2 separate regions of the Homo sapiens genome follow, and region 2 is linked to region 1. A link is an interaction called in ENCODE POLR2A ChIA-PET data of the cell type or tissue named here. Cell type or tissue: Caco-2. All regions are shown on one strand. Links, peaks and the distances in the headings refer to the core of each region. The heading gives the core; the rest is flanking DNA. Region 1 overlaps SLC35F2 (solute carrier family 35 member F2). Region 2 has its middle 8.9 kb from the start of CUL5.

Region 1 (2,920 bases), core at 221-2,720:
CCTGGGAGGCAGAGGTTGCCGTGAACCAAGATCACACCACTGCATTCCAGCCTGGGCATCAGAGTGAGACTCTGTCTCAAAAAAAAAAAAAAAAAAAGGAGAGAGGTGAAATGGGTTGCCTAACTGATGCTGTTCAAAAGTATCAGAATCAGGAGCAAAATACAAACCTACTGGCACTAAGTAGAGTGCTTTTGCTAACCATGTTCCCTCCTACATGACTCTTGTTAAAATTGTTACACCCAGGCGAGTTAGAGAAAACGCCACACTCTGAGACGAATTAAGAGTCTTTTATTTAAGCCAGCAGCCAAAGAGATGGCTAACGCTCAAAATTCTCTCGGCCCCAAGGAAGGGGCTTGATTAACTTTTATACCTTGGTTTAGGAAGGGGAGGGGAAGTTAAATGCAATAATTCTACAGAAGTAAAAACATGCAAGAATCAAAGAAACAAATGGTTACAGAGAGATAAACAATTTAAAAAGACAAATGGTTACAAAAAAGCAACGGAACCAGGTGTGGGGCTCTAAATCTTTCATTAGAGTTAGATATAGATGCTATGCCGGACACGGACTCAAGGCTTTATGTTGTTATCTCTGTGTAAAATCCTGGGAACTTCATACATTGTTTGTTTCAGTACCTTATCAGTTAATTGGGCTCCTTTGAAATGCTGAGGATCTACTTACACAGGTTAACTCCTTGCGGAAGGGGATTGGGTAAGGAGCCCTTAGTGTCTTGTAAATTAAGGGGTCAGTTGGAGTTTGTCCGGCTTTCCCAGCTAGAGAGTCTTATTTACAGGAGAAGCAAGGCTAGGTGATTAAAGAGACAAACAGGGAAAATTTAAAGTAGCGAGTTAGAGTAAAAACAAGGTTAGGCATTACAAAATAAATTCCAAATAGAGGATGCATCCAAACGTTGACGAAAATGAATGAAGCGGCTGGGCGCGGTGGCTCACCCCTGTAATCCCAGCACTTTGGGAGGCTAAGGTGGGTGGATCACTTGAGGTCAGGAGTTCGAGAACAGCCTGGCCAACATGGTGAAACCCCATCTCTACTAAAAATACAAAATTAGCCGGGTGTGGTGGCGCATGTCTGTAAACCCAGCTACTTGGGAGGCTGAGGCAGGAGAATCACTTGAACCCAGGAGGCGGAGGTTGCAGTGAGCCGAGATCGCGCTATTGCACTCCACCCTAGGTGACAAGAGTGAAACTCCATCTCAAAGAAAAATAAAATGAATGAAGCTACAAAAACACAGGCTAGATTTCCACAGCCGTAAAAATACAGGCTAATGCGATTTCTCTCTATAAATGCCCAAACTTTATCTGATCATATATACTCATATCATATATACTCATATCTAAGTATATTTTTCCATACATTTTATAATACATAACATATTGCATGACTACAGATTCAGTTATTATGGAATTATAATTATTATACATTTAAGTTGGAATTCTGTATGCAAAAATATCCTAACACACTTCAATCATATTGTCCACACTACTGAAATATACAAAATATACAACTCCTGTAATACCTGACAACTGTAAACCATCATAATATCATCCCATAGCCAATAAGATAAAAGCTACCAATATCAAGTCCTGTAGAAAATGAGAGAGAGTTACGCAGAAAATCAAACGGGTGCTAGTTAAAGAGGCCAACAATCAATGCCTTAAATCATTAACACGCACACTCACATGCAAAAACAGAAAAGCGTGGAGCAAGAGCAAACAGCCACTTAAGGTATTTGAAGGTAACTACACCTACAGGCTGAACACAGTACACCTGGTAAACTGCAGCCTTGTCTGCGGGAGGTCATCTATCTCAAAACAATCAAATCAGAGGTTATACCTGTGTCTTTTTTCAAGAGAGGACTTTGCAGTAGCACACCACTTCAAGATTTTTACCTAGAGACTGGAATGTGTGCGAATTTCCCTTCCCTGCTTAGTGGAAATAGTCCGAACCTGGAAGGCAGCTTCAATAGCCCACAGTGACTTTTTTTTTTTCCTTTTTTTGAGACAGGGTCAGGTTTCTGTCGCCCAAACTGGAGCGCAGTGGCATAATCAGGGTTCATTGCAGCCTCCTGGGCTCAAGTGATTTTCCCACCTCAGCCCCCAAGTAACTGGGACTACAGGTGTACACCACCATGCCCAGCTAATTTTTTTATTTTTAGTAGAGACAGGGTTTCACCATGTTCCCCACACTGGTCTGGAACTCCTGGACTCAAGCGATCTGCCTGCCTCAGCCTCCCAAACACAATGACTCTTATTACCATCTCCTTAATGGTACCCAATTCAATTCAGCATGTTTTTTTTAGATCCTAACACTGTGTCAAGCTATGGGAGCAGAGAAACGGAGCCCCTGTCCTCATGGAATTCACAATACAGCAGTGAAGAAGAATAGTAAAGCAACAATTCCAAATGTGGTGAGGGTGAACAAAGAGATGTACAAGGTAGGATGAGATCTAACCAAATCTGGGATTCATGGAAAGCCTTATTCATAAGGTCTTGACTTGAAGAATAAAGACAAGTTGTCTGGGTCAAGAGAAGGGCTATAGGAATTGTCATCCCAGCAAAGCGGACAGCATTGTAAATTCTCCAGCATGAATGGAGCCTGAACATGCAGCTCATCCAAAGGAATCAGTATTTTTCTAATCTGTGGTATAACCTAAACAGTCAGTAGCAATTATTGGTTTATTATTTCAAACACTGAGTATGTGTAAAAGATTGTGGGTGAAAGTTGAGTAAAGGTTTCCTTGACATTTTATGAATTATCACTTACATTTTTTCTTTTTCTTTTTTGTTTCCCTGCTGTTCATGAGCTCTAGAAAGCTGTAGAACTATTGCTTACATTTTCACCAACATCTAGGTGTTCTTATTTCTTTGTGCTCTAAAGCTTTTTTTTTGTCTGGTGGGGGGCATC
Region 2 (2,920 bases), core at 277-2,776, 170 kb after region 1:
TGAAGCATGCCTTGGAGACTAACAAAATAAAACAAAATTTAAAAGTGATAGGGGAAGTGGAGGCTAGTAAAAGGAGCAGCAAAATTTAGGTATTAATGTCGATGTGGGCCAGGAGCAGTGGCTCATGCCTATAATCCCAGCAGTTTAGGAGTCCGAGGTAGGTGGATCACTTGAGGTCGGGAGTTCGAGACCAGCCAGGCCAACATGGTGGAACGCTGTCTCTACTAAAAATACAAAAATTAGTTTGGCGTGGTGGCGCACGCCTGTAATCCCAGCTACTAGGGAGGCTGAGGCAGGAGAATTACTTGAACCCTGGAGGCAGAGGTTGCGGTTAGCCAAGATTGCACTGCTGCATTCCAGCCTGGGCAACAGACCAAGACTCTATCTCAAAAAAAAAAAAAAAAAAAAAAGTTGATGTGACCTCATTGCCTAGACTTGTGAAGTCTTGCAGTATTTTGATTTTATAAGTAATAAGTAGTTTACTAAGCAAAAGTATAGCACAATGCATCCTTTATACTATAACTATTAGATAGCTTTGGCACAGCAAAAATACTCTGACAATTTACTTCAGATATGAATCAATTAAGAAATTGAATTTCATGTAAAAAGTAAATCTGTAAATTACATTACTAAAATCTTATTTTCAAATGGTTCATTTTTATCTTGTTAATTGTCTGAACTGAGCATATTTAAAAATAAGTTATGCCAGGCCCGGTGGCTCACGCCTGTAATCCCAGCCCTTTAGGAGTCTGAGGCAGGCAGATCACGAGGTCAGGAGTTCGAGACCAGCCTGACCAACATGGTGAAACCCCATTAGCTGGGCGTGGTGGTGTGCCTGTAATCCCAGTTACTCAGGAGGCTGAGGCAGGAGAATCGCTTGAACCCAGGAGGCAGAGGTTGCAGTGAGCCGAGATTGCGCCATTGCAATCCAGCCTGGGTGACAGAGTGAGACTCCATCTCAAAATAAATAAATAAATAAATAAATAACATAAAAATAAAGTTAGATAAGGCTTTTAAGTAATAGTAGCATAAATAAAAAGTATTATTATAAAATTTAAAAATAAAATTCTAGTTAGATGAAGTCTCCCAAATGATAGCATTAATAAAAAGTGTCATAATTCTCCAACGGCTGCTCATTTTTGTTTCTTCTACTTAGTGCCACTTAGACAAGATAAATTGTTTGTCTTTTCTGGTATTTAAAAAGTGAACAGTTATGGATAATGAAACAAGTATCAGAAGTGTTGGTATATGTGTGTTGTGTACGTGTGTTTCTTTGAGGGTCTGTCTGAAATTCTCCTTAAGCCAAGTCAACCTGATCTCAGGTAGCTCTTGCCAGTGTAGTTAACTGATATTCCACTGGGGGTAGCTGTTGAAATAGAGTTTTGAACACCACCCATCCCAGCTGCTGCAAACCCAACCGTGGCCACTGAGGGGGCACCAAAGTGGGAGGTTAAGGAGCCTGGAGTTGAAAACCTCAGACTTGCATTCTTTCCAAGGAGAGTTTCCAGCGGCTGGAAAATCTATTTACTGACAGAGGAAAGGAGAGGGGTGAGCTTGACTTAGTCACTGGAGCAAACAGGTCTAGAGGATAAGAAAACACATCCAGTAAAAACATCAGAAAACCTAGAACCATCTCAGGTTAACCACCTGCCCCATGTGAAGAGTCAGGGTACATTGTGGGAGCGAGTCCACAGTTGTAGACAGGGGCACAGAGGAACCAGGGTCGGAGGCAGCCACAGGAAAGGTGAAGTGAAGGTTCAGAAGTGAAGGGTCCACCTCACAGGACAAGAGAAGCATGCCCTGAGCATTTTGGTCGCTGTTTTCTTTGATTTTATTCTCTGAAACCATCCTTCAGGCAGGAAAAGCCTTGGATCACAATTTGGAAGACCTGCATCTAGTCCCAGTTACATCCATCAACAACACTAGCTAATACAGTGGAAGATAAACCGGCCCTAAGCAAATCCACAGGGTGCAAGTTGGTCAGCCCATCGGGTTGGTTAAAATATCCATTTGTGGCTGACTGTGGTGACTCCTGCCTATAATCCCAGCACTTTGGGATGCTGAGGTGGGCAGACCACCTGAGGTCAGGGGTTTGAACCAGCCTGGCCAACGTGGCGAAACCCCATCTATGCTAAAAATATAAAATTAGCTGGGCATGGTGGCACGCACCTGTAATCCCAGGTACTTGGGAGGCTGAGGCTGGAGAATCGCTTGAACCCAGGAGTGGGAGGTTGCGGTGAGCCGAGATCGCGCCATTGCACTCCAGCCTGGGCAACAAGAGCAAAACTCTGACTCAAAAAAAAAAAAAATCCATTTTTTCCGAAAACCATATACCTAAGCACTGTTTTTTTCAAGAATTGATAACTCTGGTGGTGCATAAGGATGTGGTTTTGCAATATTTAAAATTTTTAGACACTTTTGTTATTTTTCAGTATTTGGGGTTGTTATATAAATAGAATAGTATAAGCCCCATATTATTTTATTTTTATTTTTATTTTGAGACAGGTTCTCGCTATGTCACCCAGGCTGGAGTGCAGTGGCACAATCTCGGCTTACTGCATCCTCGACCTAATGGGCTTAAGTGATCCTCCCACCTCAGCCTCCTCAGTAGCTGAGACTACAGCATGCACCACCACGCCTGGCTAATTTTTGTGTTTTCTGTGGAGATGGGGTTTCACCATGTTGCCCAGGCTGGTCTTGAATTCCTGAACTCAAGTGATCCTCCCTTCTTGGCCTTCTAATGTGTTGGAATTACAGGCATGAGCCACCATGACCAGCCAAGCCCCATATTATTTAATTCATCCTTGAATTAAATAATATATCATTATTTATAGAAAATATTTATAGCAAATATAATTGAGGCATAAGCTTTAGGCACTGGTTAACGATTGGTTAACAAACGAAGACTCTTGAAAGGGTA

The links. Peaks named below come from ENCODE experiments on the same cell type or tissue, not always from the same donor. Only the 100,000 strongest peaks of a DNase experiment are listed, where the experiment ranks them.
Region 2: POLR2A ChIA-PET joins it to region 1 with 5 read pairs; 4 of 35 experiments call an interaction of 5 or more read pairs at or near these places.

Annotation. Positions count from the first base shown.
Region 1 is chr11:107,833,441-107,836,360 of GRCh38, forward strand. The region is part of intron 1 of SLC35F2 (solute carrier family 35 member F2); the gene reads right to left. Among named protein-coding and RNA genes, the nearest start is that of SLC35F2, 24 kb to the right of the region's middle. RefSeq lists an enhancer at 1-414. In Caco-2, for the core only: no CTCF peak of the experiment used is centred there; DNase peaks (open chromatin) are centred at 699 and 1,781.
Region 2 is chr11:107,998,579-108,001,498 of GRCh38, forward strand. No RefSeq gene overlaps it. Among named protein-coding and RNA genes, the nearest start is that of CUL5, 8.9 kb to the right of the region's middle. In Caco-2, for the core only: a CTCF peak has its summit at 1,412; a DNase peak (open chromatin) is centred at 1,413.